Linked DNA regions of Homo sapiens: region 1 is linked to region 2. The links are chromatin loops, found by intact Hi-C in ENCODE. Cell type or tissue: Caco-2. All regions are shown on one strand. Links, peaks and the distances in the headings refer to the core of each region. The heading gives the core; the rest is flanking DNA. Region 1 overlaps PTPRR (protein tyrosine phosphatase receptor type R). Region 2 overlaps PTPRB (protein tyrosine phosphatase receptor type B).

What was found. Hi-C counts contacts between places; a loop is a spot of excess contacts. Peaks named below come from ENCODE experiments on the same cell type or tissue, not always from the same donor. Only the 100,000 strongest peaks of a DNase experiment are listed, where the experiment ranks them.
Region 1: a loop joins it to region 2, with 3 times the contacts of the local background. A loop is called at or near these places in 10 of 110 quality-filtered maps.

Annotation. Positions count from the first base shown.
Region 1 is chr12:70,845,136-70,853,014 of GRCh38, reverse strand. The region is part of intron 2 of PTPRR (protein tyrosine phosphatase receptor type R); the gene reads left to right. Among named protein-coding and RNA genes, the nearest start is that of PTPRR, 72 kb to the left of the region's middle. In Caco-2, for the core only: a CTCF peak has its summit at 3,502 (motif pointing right); no DNase peak of the experiment used is centred there.
Region 2 is chr12:70,605,670-70,613,548 of GRCh38, reverse strand. It overlaps PTPRB (protein tyrosine phosphatase receptor type B), which reads left to right. Exons shown (of 34, transcript NM_001109754.4): 4 at 4,210-4,480. Among named protein-coding and RNA genes, the nearest start is that of PTPRB, 28 kb to the left of the region's middle. In Caco-2, for the core only: no CTCF peak of the experiment used is centred there; a DNase peak (open chromatin) is centred at 3,458; H3K4me3 peaks cover 1,240 bases; H3K27me3 peaks cover 177 bases.

The DNA.
Region 1 (7,879 bases), core at 1,805-5,804, 240 kb before region 2:
GGTAGTCATGATTATTGTAAGGAACATAAGATAGAAATTTGCCACGGTAATCTCCCATGAGGACAGAACTTCTTTTGAAAGCCCCAAGATCCTGCCCGTAAATCATAAGGCATGCACACCAAGCCCAGTGTCTGACAGCAGCTCCTTTCCTGCCTGTCTCATCATGTTAAACGCAATATCAGAAAATTAAAGAATAGAAGGGGGGAGAAAATGTAAAGTCCTCAATATGAGCAAGTATGTAGAAGTCCAAAAAAAGTAAATAATTTGCACAATGTCACACTGCTAGTTTGTTACAAAGGTGATCCTTGAACTCAATTACTTGAACTCCTTTTCTGTTGTCTATTCCACTATTCCACACTAATACTGCCTCTTCTAAATTCTCACAATCCATCTGGTGGCTCCTCAGGGGCTGATTTAAGCTCCATGAAGGGGCTTAGCTTAACATCAGTAGAGAATCAGCCTCTCCTGAGAAGGGATTCGATTGCTGTTTGCTCAGTGCTGATTACTTTGATAATAATCAGGGTATAAAAAGAAGTAATACAGTATTAATCAGGAAAACAGCATGCTACCACTGCAGAAACTAGGTCATAGTTGCAGTTAACTATGCCATTTGTAATGCAATTTAATGTCAATTTTCTCTTAGATATTTTTCTTTTGTAATCTTTTCTTATTTTTTAATTTCTTTCATATAGCATGCAAAGCCAGTTGAGTTGACATTGGTGTTTAATTTAACAATTGTTGAATGAATAATTTGAATAATTGATTTGTCCCTGATTCATTTTTCCAACCCTTTACATCTTCCTAGTTCTCGTATTTGCCAAGTGACTTTGGATTTTGACTTGAAAAAAATTTTTAAAGCATCTGGTCTCATCAGGTAAATTTCATTTCCTGCACACCCTTCAGCTCCCTTCCCTTCACCCACTCATGCACTCATACACTGTCTGCCTTCCTTCCAGGGCATTCTGTCTTTCATCGAAGGATTTAGTACCACAGCTAACTTTAAAGCCTAAACATGAGTAGTTTTCCCAGAACCATGGTACTGAAACCTCATGATTAGATACAAAATATTTGAAAAAATAATGAAAAGAAAGTAAAAAAGAGAATTGAAAAAAATGAAATTGTTAATGTATGAAAACATTTAATTCTGCCAGCTGGCTTTTTCTTTCTTGTCTATTCTGCACATAATTCCAGCGTGTACTTCTTTTCACATTTCAATATCTCTGACATCAGGATACATCTAAACATCAATGGCTTCTTGCATTTACAATAGGCATTTTTTATTAGAGTCATATAGAAAATAGATCATTTTATAATGGAGTATGTCTTCAATATGATGAACTGTGATGATAGAAATACTAGCAAGTATTGTGTGCCATTCATTTTCATAAATGCCTTATACATGTTAACTTCTTTAACCTTCACAAAACACCTACAGAGTGGATTCTCTTATTCTCTCTGTTTTCAGATTGCAGAAACAAGGAGAGATAGGCAGTGAAAGAGGTTGCCATATCTAGTAAGAAAGTGCCATATCTAGTAAGTAATGGGGTCAGGATATGAACCCAGACTCCTTCCCTAGGCTGTGCTCTTAACCTCTACCCAAAACGTTTTTCTGATTTTTCCATATAGGACTTTGGACACTTTTCCCATCTCTTGGTTTGTCTTTTAGAATATTCCATCATCTTCTGTGAAGACATTGGAATATGGATTCTCATTCTCACTTATTTTTGTCTGTGTGTCTGGGTATTTTACCAGAGGGTCATTATTAGAGTCAGGATAAATGCAATATTTAAGAGACCTATCTCTGAAATCAGAAACTAACTGGGTCCAAATTCTGGCTTTGACTCTTACTAGCCCTGTCACTTTGGGCAAATTACCTAACGTTAGTTTTCTTTTTTAAAAAATAAGTATTTTTTTAAGTTTACCTCATAGGGTTATCATGAGAATTAAATCAAATGACTTATGTATAACATATTTAGAACAATACCTAAATATAATGAATACCCAACAAATGTTGGCTTATTTATGAAATCATAGTATATGAGACTGAAGTAAAAGGGAAGAGAATGAGGAAAAAAAAACAGGAGAAACACTCAGAAGAGTTAGCAATTTATTAACTCATTCATGTATTCAACAAAAGATGTACTGAGGTTGTATTGTGTGCAAAGCAATGTAGGGACAGCATCTTCCTTATAGCTAGGTCTGAAGAAGAAAAGGAACTTGCAAAATGCTTCTGTTTTCTGCATTGGGCCTGGCACTGAGTAAAATGCGAGAGTGAAAGGTACATCAATTTCGTATTCCCCAAAAGCGTCGAGAGGCACAGAGAGAGGTCTGGGTTTTCAAGGAAGGGTGAAATTATTCCCGGTCACAATGGATTTGAAGAGATTCATCCACCAAATATTTAAGTGCCTACAATATATTGTATTCAGGATATAAAGAATAAAATAATAGCTCTGCTTTCAAGAATGATGCTTCCAATACTTATTTGTGATTTAGATATAGAAATCGGTGATGGGAAAACATCACTAATGAGGTAGGTAGTCATTTTAGTTAGTAGAGTTGGATTCAGCTTATTATTTCAAGCAACCTTGCTTTAAATTGCTGCCCTATTGATCTTTCTGGAAATAGATACAAAATTACCTTTTATTTTTTTTTTTCTGAGATGGAATCTCGCTTTGTTGCCCAGGCTGGAGTGCAGTGGCATGATCTCAGCTCACTGCAACCTCTGTCTCCTGGGTTCAAGCAATTCTCCCTCAGCCTCCCGAGTAGCTAGGACTATAGGCGCCCGCCACCACACCCAGCTAATTTTTGCATTTTTAGTAGCAACAGGGTTTTACCACTTTGGCCAGGCTGGTCTCAAACTCCTGACCTCAGGTGATCTGCCCACCTCGGCCTCCCAAAGTGCTGGGATTACAGAGGTGAGCCACCATGCCCAGCCAGAAAATTACTTTTTTTTAAATAGAGAAATGTATCACTACATTTAAATGTCTAAGTTCAAATTAATTTTGATTTTATTAGAATAGAAAAACTGAAATGAATATTTTTGTAAAGACTAAAAACAATTGCATTTATAGTTTAGGCAATTGGATGTCTTTTGGTTTTTGTTTGTCATTCCGTCTACTGAGTAATTTAGCTAAAAATAACAGCTCTTACTTGGCCAAGAAAGTCACATGTTTATGTTTTATTAAGACAAGCAAGTTCATCCTCAAATATCCTAATTTGAATTAATTAAGGAAAAATGACTAAAAAGGCATTTATTAAACATATAGTAAGGGGCCAGATGAAACGATCACCATACCCAAATCACTTGGTCACAAATAATTTTTGCCCATTGTCAACCACATATTTTTGTAGACTGATAGATTTTCTTTTCATGGAAAAATCAATGGAAATGTCAAAATATGTTGTAAATTATAATGTAAAAACAAAACCCCTTTCCTTTTGCTTATTTCATCCACCAGATGTCCCTCTTCTCAAATTTGGTGATGTGTTACTACAGAAAGAAGTGCCATGCTATGTTAATGAAAGAAACTGGTAGTTGAGTTGAAAAAATCCACTGTCAATCTCCACTCTTATTTTTGGCAACTACAAACTGACAAAACGTTAGCAGCTATGTCTAAACATTCTTTCCAGACTTGGATTCCCTCCAAACCTTTCTTCTTGAGTGGCTATCTGGCCTATTCTTAAGAACTCTCTTTAACAGGAAAGCTACTCTCATCCAAAGCAGCCAGTCTACTTCTGGTCAGCTGTGCCTGTTGGAAAATTTTTTTTTTTGCTAAGAAATTTATCTCTTATATCTACTTCCATGGTTCAAATATCTACCTTTGGAAATAGTCATTTCTAATACATTGTTTTCCAAATAATAGTCATCCAAATAATTCAACAGCTAATAAATTCTACCTACATCTTTTCTTCTCCAGGCTAAATTGTATTCCCAAAGTTTGCTATTAGTCAATTTTTTTGAATAAAGGGCATATTTTCACATAAACAAAAAATTATAAATGGTGATTGGGGATGTGGGCAAGATAAAAAAATTATTTAACTTACATCAAGATGAAGCAGTCAGAAATTATCTATATTAAAAAATTATTTGTGAAAACTTTAATAATTCCCAACAGAGGTTATTTAATATGTTAATTGTGTTTGGTTGAGTGATACTACACAGAAAGTATCATTAGAAGTTATTTTCCCAGATTCAAATTGTAACTCTAAGCATCTATCACATATTCTACCCCAGTGTTTTGGTGTAACTATAAGTCATCTAAATTGTGAATGATTGTTTTAAATTATTCAAAACATTTTTAGTATAACCAAATGGCATTTAAAGTACATCTGCATTCTTAAATTATTAGATAATTCTCTAATCTGATCATTACAATTTAATATTCATTAATCTGGCTGGATGTGGTTGCTCATGTCTAATCCCAGCACTTTGGGAGGCCAAGGCGGACAGATCACTTGAGGTCAGGAGTTTCAGACCAGCCTGGCCAAGATGGTAGAACCCTGTCACTACCAAAAATAAAATAATTTAAAAAATTAGCTGGGCATGGTGGCATGCACCTATAGTTTCAACTGCTCTGGAGAATCTCTTGAACACAGGAGGCAGAGGCTACAGTGAGCCGAGATCCACTACTGCACTTTAGCCTGGGTGACAGAGCAAGACTCCATCTCAAAAAAACAACCATTAATTTGTGTGAACACAGATGAACATAGAAATATTCGAAGGGAATAATACTATGAGAATAAAAATTGGTCATAGAACCGGATAACTATTGCAAATGGAGATTATTCAGTGCTAGTACGATTGTCTACACATCAAGTCATTATATTTTATTTTTAGAGTTGTTTGACAGTTCGTTTAGGCCTGTACTGAGTCAATCTGAGAACTAAGTGAATTTTAATGACATTCCTCCCATTATATGTAATATGAGTGGATGGGAATCTCTTGTAATTTATAGTAATGACCCTCAGGACACACTTAGGTTTAGGCAATAGTAGATTATTATCATGCCCATATGAAATAGTTTTCAGAATCTCAGGGAAAAGATGAAGGGGATACCCCGAAAGCAACTGACTACAAGTTATTTTCACTGAAAATCATTATGTTTATGAAAAGTAACACAAATTATATGTTACAACTATTTTTAAGCTGTTCTTTACCAAAAAGTCGAACAAATACTTCTTAAAAGTGAAAATACAGCCAAATTTCTTTATTGTGTTGAGTCTTTCTGGAACCTCTAAGTGTCCATCTGGTGCTTAGAGCCACAAAATTTTGAAGTTTAAAAATTCCCTCTCTCTAAGCATTAGGGTTGTAGGAGGATTAAATCCAAAGCTCATTATGGACAAATCCCATTAATTGGCATTTTTATTTTGGTGAAGTAGGAACAATAAAAAATTTTTAAACTTGGTTCAAGTGGAGAATGGAGAGGAAGAGTATGGCTCACCCAGTCTTTCCAAAATTTAACCTCACCAAGCAAATTGAAGGAGGTGGCAATTATACATCCACAGCCCCAAAACCTCATATTTTGAGATGTAAATTTCCAAGTTTCCTGCAATAATACAAGCAGAAAAAATATTATCAGTCATCTGAAATATCAGAGCCAACTAGACTGACCATATTATAATTTCTATTGGCTTTTAGAGAGGATATGTTGGACCAAATGTTTTGATTATGTTTGTGGTTTGACCATAAATTTTGTGCATCGATAATAAATAGTAATGAGCTAACAATTAATGACCAGCTACTCCAAGCCAGGCAAAGTGCTAAGCACATTACATGCACTACATTTAAGCCTCACACAACTCCTGTGATATAGGCACCATTGTTATATTGATGTTACAGCTGCATAAACTGTGGCAGAGCAAGGTCTCTTGTCAAAACTTTTGTGCTTAACATCCAAGTTCTCGTGTCAGGCGTTTGTTTTTCACATCCTTCAAAGCAGGAAAGTTAGTCTTCCATCATTGAGTTTCACAAGATGTCAGGCACTAGGATGTACAGTGCCTGGACACCCCAGGAAAGATCCCCATGCCAGGAGTTTACACAGTGGCATGAGAGGGAGGGAAGAGGCAGATACCCATAAGCAATTTCAGTTCGGATAAATATTGCACTGAGACAAGCAGGGGAAGCTGTGGATAGATTGAGGAAAGACAGATGCCTATCTGAGTCCACTCAGGCTGCTACGATGAAATACACTAAACCAAGTAGCTTTTAAGCAATGAAACTTGATTTCTTAGATTTCTAGAGGCTGTGAAGTTCATGATCAAGGACCCAGCAGATTTGGCGTCTGGTGAGGGCTCACTCTCTGGTTCATAAGTGGTGCTTTCCCTTTGCATCCTCAATGGTGGAAGGGGGCAAACAAGCCCCTTCTCTCCTGGCCTCTTTTTTAAGGGGACTAGTCCCATTCATGAGGGATCTGCCCTCATGATCTAATCAATCCCTAAAGGCCCCACCTCCTAACACTATCACCTTGGGGGTTAGGATTTCAACAAGAATTTTGAGAGGACACAAACATTCACACAATAGCAATGCCTATATACGCTTTCTTCTTCGTAACTAATATAACCATTTCTTAAAATAAACAAGTGAGTCTTAAGTGCCTACCCATGCCAGGTACCTACGTTCAGGGCTCCACATTTCCTCTGGGCCATGTCTGGTGAGATGCCAGTCTGCCTCCAAGATGCTCATAAGCCACATTTTTACAGGTCTCTCTAAAAAGCTTCCTATGAGTTTTCTTTGTATGTAATCTCATAATCTAGTCTTTGAATGAACCTAAAGCTTTTTTCTGGTCCGTAGCTAGTGGAAAGGAAGCGTTTTCTTTGCTCATTTCTTTCCATGTTAATTAACCATAACACTATCCTTCAAGCCAACTAATTTGTTTTCTACTTTGTTATTTAGATTCTTCAAATATTTGGTGATTATTATCCCATAATCCTTAAGTTGTTGCTTAGTTGGGTTACATATACTTGTATTTAACTATCCATTTATTTTCCATTCTTGGTCTATATTTTATTTCATTTTGTTATTTTTCAGTATTGAAATTGCTTTTCTTCTCTTGTCCCACTGAAGCACTGTGATTCATGTTAACACTCTGAAACAATTGGTCATAAATCCAAATTCAGGGCACTTAGGTTCAGGAAAGGCAGGCTTATGATCTTATTCCAGAAGATTATAGAAAAACTAGATCACCAAACATCAGTGGTAGTGACTTCACAGAGAGAAATGTAGCAATTTAGCGAATTGCCCTCCCTTCTTTCTGGATTTTCTAATTTTAACTTCCTAGGTTGCATTCATGCAACCATTTATATAACTACTAGGTGCTGAATCTTCTCCTTTCTTAGGCATTTTATCCAATGAAGACTTAAGATTCATGATGCAGTTGAGGTCATTCTTAAAGGAAATAATAGACTTTTTAGGTTAATTTAAAAATACGGAGAGCTGGGAGAAGCAAAGGAAGGCAAAGAGAGAGATAGGATTAATTCTGGAAGCGTACAGGAGTCATCCTAAAGGGATATAAAAAAGCACTATAAATGTTATTGCTCTAAGCTCATAAAGGAATCCTTTCTAAATGCGTCCTACTGTGACTCCAACTTTTCAGTCTTTACTCTTAGATCATGTACATACATTAAGGCTCTGTCCAATGCAATCCCTAGTATGGTTCAGTATTATTTCTGTCCTTTTTTTGGGGGGTGGTTGTTTTTCTAATCAAGATAATTCCTTCCTAATATGTTCCCTTTTTTATACTTATGACTTTCTCTTGTTTTAGGGAGATTTTCCTGTGCACACCTATAAGCTTCTTTTCTCCCTCCACTTTTGTATTCTGTCAACTCTCACCCACCACTGAAACCTTCCTAGAAGGAAGTGAACATCTGCAGCCCATAAGAT
Region 2 (7,879 bases), core at 1,633-5,632:
CTTAGAGGTGTGCTGAAGCTGAAACCTAAAGGACGAGAGAAAGATTGCCAAACAGAGAGCCTGGGGAGGAGTGGCTGAAGAAGAGGAAATGACAGGCACAAGAGCTCTAGGGCAAGTCAGTTCCATAGGCACGGGATGGGGAGCAGAGCCTCCAAAACCTATACCAGAGCCTGGCACACAATAGGTGGCTAGTCAGTGTTCGCTGAATGAAAGTAAATGAATTATCAGACCCAAGCAAGTGGAGAATAGGAGGCAAGCAGGAGGGAGGAAAGAAATGGGCAGAGGCCAGGTAATGAGGGGCCGGGGTAAGGACCATGACCTTTTAGGTCATGGGTGATGGGAGTGTGGATTAACCTAACCAGTCTACTCTGCCCTCCCCTCATCCATCCAACACCACTGCCCCTCATCCCCATGTCCAGTTCAAACCCCTGTCCAAAGTAACGGTTCTCAAACAGTGGCTCCCAGACCCCTTGATGACCCATTGTATTATTCAACATCTATGTTCATAATGTGACAAGATTCATACTTTTAGCCATGAACTCATAATTAATAACTTTTTTTGAGAGAAGGTTTTCACTCTGTTGCCGAGGCTGGAGTGCAGTGGCACAATCTGGGCTTATGGCAACCTCTGCGTCCTGGGGTTAAGCAATCCTCCTGCTGCAGCCTCCTGAGTAGCTGGGATTACAGGCACGCACCACAGCATCCAGCTAATTTTTGTATTTTTTGTAGAGACAGGGTTTCTCCATGTTATCCAGGCTGGTCTCAAACTCCTGGACTCAAGTGATCTACCTGCCTCAGCCTCCCAAAGTGCTATGATTACAGGTGTGAGCCACCGCACCTGGCCAATTAATGTTTTTAAATTGCTATGACTTTTTTTTTTTAAGACAGCTGCTTGTTCACTCATGTTTAATCAAAAGCAGCCCCACCCTTCCCATGTAGTCTGGGAAAGGTTTCCTGGTGGCAAGGAAGAAAGCTTGTCCCCTGAAATGGTACAGAGTGGCTGATTCCAAATTTCTGGAATGCAACTTCTAATTCAAATAGTGTCCTTATGTAGGACAAGCAGGCTCAAGAGAAGTTGAGGAATTCCAAACAAAGATGAGAACAAAAACCAAAATGAACCAATTTATTTATACTTTGTCCAGTAGTTTCAAATAAACTCCTCATAGAAAAGATGATATCTGGAAGCTTTTTTCAGTCCTATACTTCCTTGAATATATTACAGTTTTCTTGGATTTCTCATGTTAAGTTTTGTACTTTTAAAAGGAAAAATGTTATCGGTAAAAGCCTGAGTTTAAACTCTTCCTCTTGTTTCATAGTATGCTCATGTTTATGGGTCATTTAGGACTCACTAATCATTTGGGAGCTCTGCTGTCAGCCTTAAGGTTCTGCTAGCACATTAAAGTTTGCAAAGGTAGTTTAATGTAGTTGTGATATTATTTATTCATAATAGCTGTGTGGTGTATTTAGAGTAGGTATTATTCCAATGTTACAGTTGAGGAAAGTACATTGTTATCTAAATACAGCAAGAGAAGAAAAACATAATGTTGCAAAGGAATAAAACTGGGAAAAGGCTCCTATAAAGGCTGAGGGCAGCCAGAGCCTGTAAGAAGGCTTGCAGTATCTGTGGAGAGCAGGAGGGGACCCCTGCCACTGATGAGGCTGACAGGTATGCCAGGCTGTGAAGAGCCACTGAACTTGGGCACAAAATACAGAGTAAAAGTTCTTTACTCTTCAGGTGACCTAGGCAGAGAAATAGGGAGTTTTTTTGTTCCCAGAAATACACAGATGTTCTAGGTTTGACCTTCTTTGAGTGTTTGTTAACTTGAAAGGATTTGAAATCTCTGGTCTGGCTGTAGATTAAAAGTCTGTAGAATCTCTCGAGGGGAAGAAACTTCGTTTTTTCATTAAGAGGTATTTTTAAAAGCATGTTTTCTAAAAGAATTGAAGCAGGCCAGGCACGGTGGCACACGCCTGTAATCCCAGCACTTTGGGAGGCCAAGGCGGGTCGATCACTTGAGGTCAGGAGTTCAAGGCCAGCCTGGTCAACGTGGTGAAACCCTGTCTCTATTAAAAATACACACACACAAAAAAAATTAGCTGGGTGTAGTGGCACACGCCTGTAATCCCAGCTACACGGAAGGCTGAGGCTTAAGAATTGCTTGAACCCGGGAGGCAGAGGTTGCAGTGAGCTGAAATCGCACCACTGTACTCCAACCTGGGTGACAGAGTGAGACTCTGACTCAAAAATAAATAAATAAATAAATAGAATTGAAACAATTTTCACTTTTTTCTTTTTTCTTGTTTTAACTTTCCTCAAAGTAGACACAGTAGATATAGTAGACAATAACATAGCTTTATGTATAGCCTATTTGAAAAAGAAAGGAATATGCCATCCTTCCCGCTGATTTGAAAATTAGAATGTGGAATTTCATTTCTTTTGGCAGTTGTTAGGGATGGTGCTCCAAAAAAGCAATAAAAAATTATAAAACTTGTTGCAATATTTTGCTTTTCTCACTTGTGTACAATTAAATATTTTTGCTCTTTAGTTATTGGGAGCTTTTCTAAAATCAGTTTTCAGATAAATAACCGTTTGGGTACTGAAGCAGTTGCTAAAGGGCATACAGTTAGGGCTGAACGCTGAATAAATGCCATTTTTTTTTTAACTTGTGGAGAGCTGACTATCAACAGTAGTTTCCACAAATGAGAGTTTACATGGCTGTCTTCTTTTGGCTGGACAATTAGGGATGAAATGGCTTTAACTACTGGATGATAAAACTGTTAGCTGTGGGTTGAACACTTGGTAGTGATTATATTTGTCGTTAGCGCTATTTACATAAGATTTAGGGAGGATACAAACCTATACAAGAGAAAAGGGAAAGTGATTGGGAGAAAAGAATGGTCAAGCTGACAATCCTTTTGGGGTCTTTTTCTCTTGCTAGTGTCAGGGGATGCCACCGGGACAAATGAATGCTTTGAAGTGAGAAGGGCAAAAGCTCTCTAATAAAAGACTTCAGGAAAGAGTGCAGGCGACCTGGGGAAATATGCTGCGGTCAAGTTTAATCCTGGGAAAAAGTGGTCCTGGAGAAAGCAGATGAGGAAGATAGGAAGGAAGATAGGGAGGGGGAGACGCTGGGTGTGGAGGGAGGAAAGGGGCGGGGGTGGGGGCCTGGAAAGTGACAGGGAGCAAGCACTAATTGTGGCTAAGGCGACTGGGTCGAGAACCACAGACTGGGGAAAAGGGAGAGTACGGGAGGAGGAGGAGGCAGAGCCCCGCGGAGCCGGACCGGACCCCTGGCCGGGAAGGTATCGGCGCGGGGCAGCGGGGGCAGCTTGGCCCACATCGGGCCCCTTGGCAGGCTCAGGCGTTGGCTCCTCGGGGCTCCCTCCCTCGCCGGCGCATTGTTCCTTTGCCGGGAGACGAGGAAATTGCCTTTTGATTGCGGAAGTCAGCGGACGGGGCTGGGGCGAGGCAGCGCGGGTCAGAATGGCAGCGTGGGAAGGGCGGCGCGCTGCCTGTCCCCGCCGCCTCTCGCGTCCGCAGCCCGCCCGGGGCGGCAGGAGCAGCAGCAGCAGCGGTGGCCGCAGTGGCCCCTGCGCGTCGCCAGCCCCGAGGGAAGCGCGCTGCGCCCACGGGGCGCGCTGAGCGCGCGCAACAGGTGACCCCCTGCCCCGGCCCTCGGGCCGTCCCACGTCCAGCCCCCTCGGTCTCCTCTGGATCTTAACTACTGAGCGCAATGCTGAGCCATGGAGCCGGGTTGGCCTTGTGGATCACACTGAGCCTGCTGCAGGTGAGTGGCCCGAGAAGGGGTCAGAGCTGATGCGCCCCCTCCCCGCCGAAAACCAAATTCCCACTCCACTTTCTCGTCTATCGGGTTGTGCTTTGAAGAGGGAGGTGGCAAAATTTCTTCTTCTGCCTTGGGAAGAATGATCCTCTGGTGAGCCCCCCAACCCAGAATGACAGCTTATCCAGCTGTCAAAGCAAAAAGCCACCTTCTCTCTCCAGCTGCTCTCAAGGGACAGCAGCTAGGGAGAAAGTTGCCATCCACCTCCCCTGCAAGCCTCTTCTCTGGCCAGAGGGCAAAAGGACTGGCTGAGGCAAGGGACAAAGGATAAGTAGAGGAGAAAGTGTGGCTTGAGGAGCTTGCTGTGGACATGTCCCTGAGCAGTCCAGACTGTGGACTTAAACTGTTGTGTCTGATTCCTTTGCAGACTGGACTGGCGGAGCCAGAGAGATGTAACTTCACCCTGGCGGAGTCCAAGGCCTCCAGCCATTCTGTGTCTATCCAGTGGAGAATTTTGGGCTCACCCTGTAACTTTAGCCTCATCTATAGCAGTGACACCCTGGGGGCCGCGTTGTGCCCTACCTTTCGGATAGACAACACCACATACGGATGTAACCTTCAAGATTTACAAGCAGGAACCATCTATAACTTCAGGATTATTTCTCTGGATGAAGAGAGAACAGTGGTCTTGCAAACAGGTAAAGGATGACAGGTGCAATTGGATGGCCAAGCCACACGGGGTTGGGCCCTGCCTTTTCAAGCTGGTGTTTCATTTGAGTTCCAGGGATACAAAAAATGAAGGTAAAAATACCTGTGAAGATAAATATTGACAGAAATGTCTGGTTTCCTCGGATCTAGCCAGAAGCAGCTTGGTGGACTTTCAGAGACTCCCTTAGTGCTGAAAACAGCCAACTAGCTACTGAAAGGGTCGGGGTGGGGTGCAGGGCGGTCAGCAAAGAGAAACTTTGGGCTGCGGTGGGAATTTTTTAAAGTGATGTGGTTTACGCTTCCATTGCATTAAATTGTCAAACCCTGGAATAATTTTAAGTAAACGTTTTTAGAATAAATAATAGAAGTACAATATTAGGGGTATGCCTTTCCTCAACTTAGTTTTATTTTTAGAACTGTACATAAAATCTGCAGGAATAGAATGGAGCCATTCATCAGGGAAAATTAGAAAAGTCTCTTGAAATGAGGACATGAAAATTGTTTTGTATCTCTTGAGTAATAACCCAAACAGCATAGTATCAGAGAACGTCCTTTGATTACTTTACAGCAATTATTTTCCTTACACTTTTGCTGAATCCCTCCATGTGGATATGTTCAGAGTTTGCCTTTCTTGCCTCAGTTTTCTTATCTGTAAAATGGGAGTGTTAGACTTAGGTCATTCAAGTCCAAGTTCTTACCAAGTGCTCAACACTTAGGTATGGGCTGTCATGTACATTACCTCATTTAATCCTCAGAGCTACCCTCAGACATGCTCTAAATTCTTTAACAATTTTCAGGTTTTCTGACTTCATTAGTCTTCATTATCTCTATTTGTTGCAACAGTGTATCCTTACCTTCATCCAGAGATTCAAATTTATGTTAAAATTTTAAAAGTCAAATTTAGAAATGTGTTGCCCTTAGTATTCTTTCACATTTCAACCTGAAACAGGATCATTTCTTTTGCTACAGTTCTTCAAAGAGGTGTGAGAACTTTCAGCTCTAAAGGCAGGTGCAGCAGTTTCAGAGAATTTAACTGGGCTCATGTAGTAAGTCAACTAGATATTATCTTTTTTTTTCAAAGAAAAAAATCAAAATGCCCAATTACATCACTTAACTTACTTCAGATGAAACTTTTAGATGATATCTGAGATTTGCAGCATCTTAAGTTGAAAAGAGAAATCGCTTGTTAAGAATCTGGTGGTTTCTCTGACTGGGCGCAGTGGCTCACACCTGTAATCGCAGCACTTTGGGAGGCTGAGGCAGGTGGATCATGAGGTCAGGAGTTCAAGACCACCTTGGTCAACATGGCAAAACCTCGTCTCTACTAAAAATAAAACAAATAAATAAATAAAAAATTCGCCTGGTGTGGTGGCGGGCGCCTGTAATCCCAGCTACTTGGGAGGCTGAGGCAGAGAATTGCTTGAGCCCAGGAGGCAGAGAAGCCAGATTGTGCCACTGCACTCCAGCCTGGGCAACAGAGGAGACTCTGTCTCAAAAAAAAAAAAAAAAAGAAAAGGAAAATGAATCTGGTGGTTTCTAATATGGAATCAGAGAGCCTGAAATAGACCACATAATTAGAACATTTTACAAAAGTTGAAAGGCTGGGTTTTTAGTCCAAATGTTGTTGGTTTCTTAATATTACAGGATAGTTCTTATAAATACTCATATTGCTAATACTGTGAAATACATAACATAGAACTTACAGATGTGTTAATTGTGTTTAGAAAGGCATCTGGCCAACTAGTGTATGTGTTCAGTGGAGCAGAGCAATTTGTAAAAGCAGGCTGAGCTTTCAGAAGTTTGTTGGAGAAAAGATTAAGACCTTTAAGAAGCCAGAATATGGTTGTTTAAACCAGAGGATTTACTTTTTGGAAAAACAGTAATGGAAAAGGACTTACTGTGGGTGTAATTAGTTAGAATAGGCTTTGAGTTTAATTATGCAAGTAGGTATTCAAGTCCAGAGGCATTTCTGAAATGTAAGAAATACTTGCATTTTATTGACCATGTTGAGTGAAACAAGACTTCATCAGCATCCACAATGTGCTAGCATTCAGGGTTCTCACCATTTTTCTTAAAGAGACACACTTTACTTGTCTACAAATATTATGAGCTGCATGATAAATGTGAAGCATGAAAGTTGCAGGTGGTATTTGCATAATGATAAATTTCCCACATGTATTTGTATGATGGTTGTTTAGATTTAAATTACTTTTTTAAATAAGATATTTTAAAAATTGTTTCAGGGAGGAATTTTTTAGTCGGTTGTTATTTATTTGTCAGTAGTTCTTTCTACATTTTAAGGACATATGTGAATTGTTCACTTAGTTAATACAAAGTACTAGTATTCCCCTATGTTAATTGCTGAGCTATAGAGATGAGATGCATAAATCATATTTTACTGTTATTAAAGCAATGCCAACTAGTATAATATTCAAACTCAGACAAACTTCAAACAAAAAAGTAATTGAAAATATCTGTGCTTTCTTTATTCTATTATGCCTGTCTTATCAGTCTAAAACAAAATAGAATGAGAGCAAGACATGATTTGGATAGAAATATAGTTGTTGCTTAGATGATCTCTATATCATTCCAAATGTGACTGGCCTGATTATTTTTCCTGATAAACTGTCTAAAATAGCTCATTATTTTCATGTCATATAGACACGACCTTAAGGATAAAAAAATTGAATTAAATGGGCAATATTTCAGCAATAGTCATTTTCCATTCCAGATTTAAAATCAGAATCGAAGAACATAATGGATTTAAACCCAGTTCAGTGCACATGTATCAAACATAATACTGTTGGGAACTATGCCAGGTAGTGATTAGTAAGCTTATAAAGATGACTAACAAAAAGTGGTTCCTGACCTTGTTGTCTCGTGCAGAGGTGAGAGACGGTTATGATGAAAGTGGCAACAGAGCTTTATCTCATCTTTTCTGGATGAGGACTTTACTCTGCCTCATGTATGCCATGCTTTCATAACCATAGAGGACAAGATATTTGGCAATTCTCAGGTTTACTTGGTCATTAAACGGTCAACGCAACAAGAATATCCTTTGAAAGCCAAAGTATTTAGTGTGAACTCACCAGAAATCAGACAATGAACATACCAGATATGGAATAAGTTGGCATTTTTTTTTCACTTCTTGTAGAGCTCTTCTTAAACTTGGCACTTTTGAAGACTGTACTCAGAGTCTAGAGCAGAGGTTGCAAACTGGTAGCCTCTAGAGATAGCTAGGTGTCTAAATAATAACTATGTTGTGTTTGGCTCATGTAGTGTTTGTGAAAACATCCAGATCATTTCACCAGCATTAAAAATCAAAAATTCACATTAAAACCCAAATGTATGGATTCTCTTAAAATTTTGGAAGATTTGGCAAAACTGTG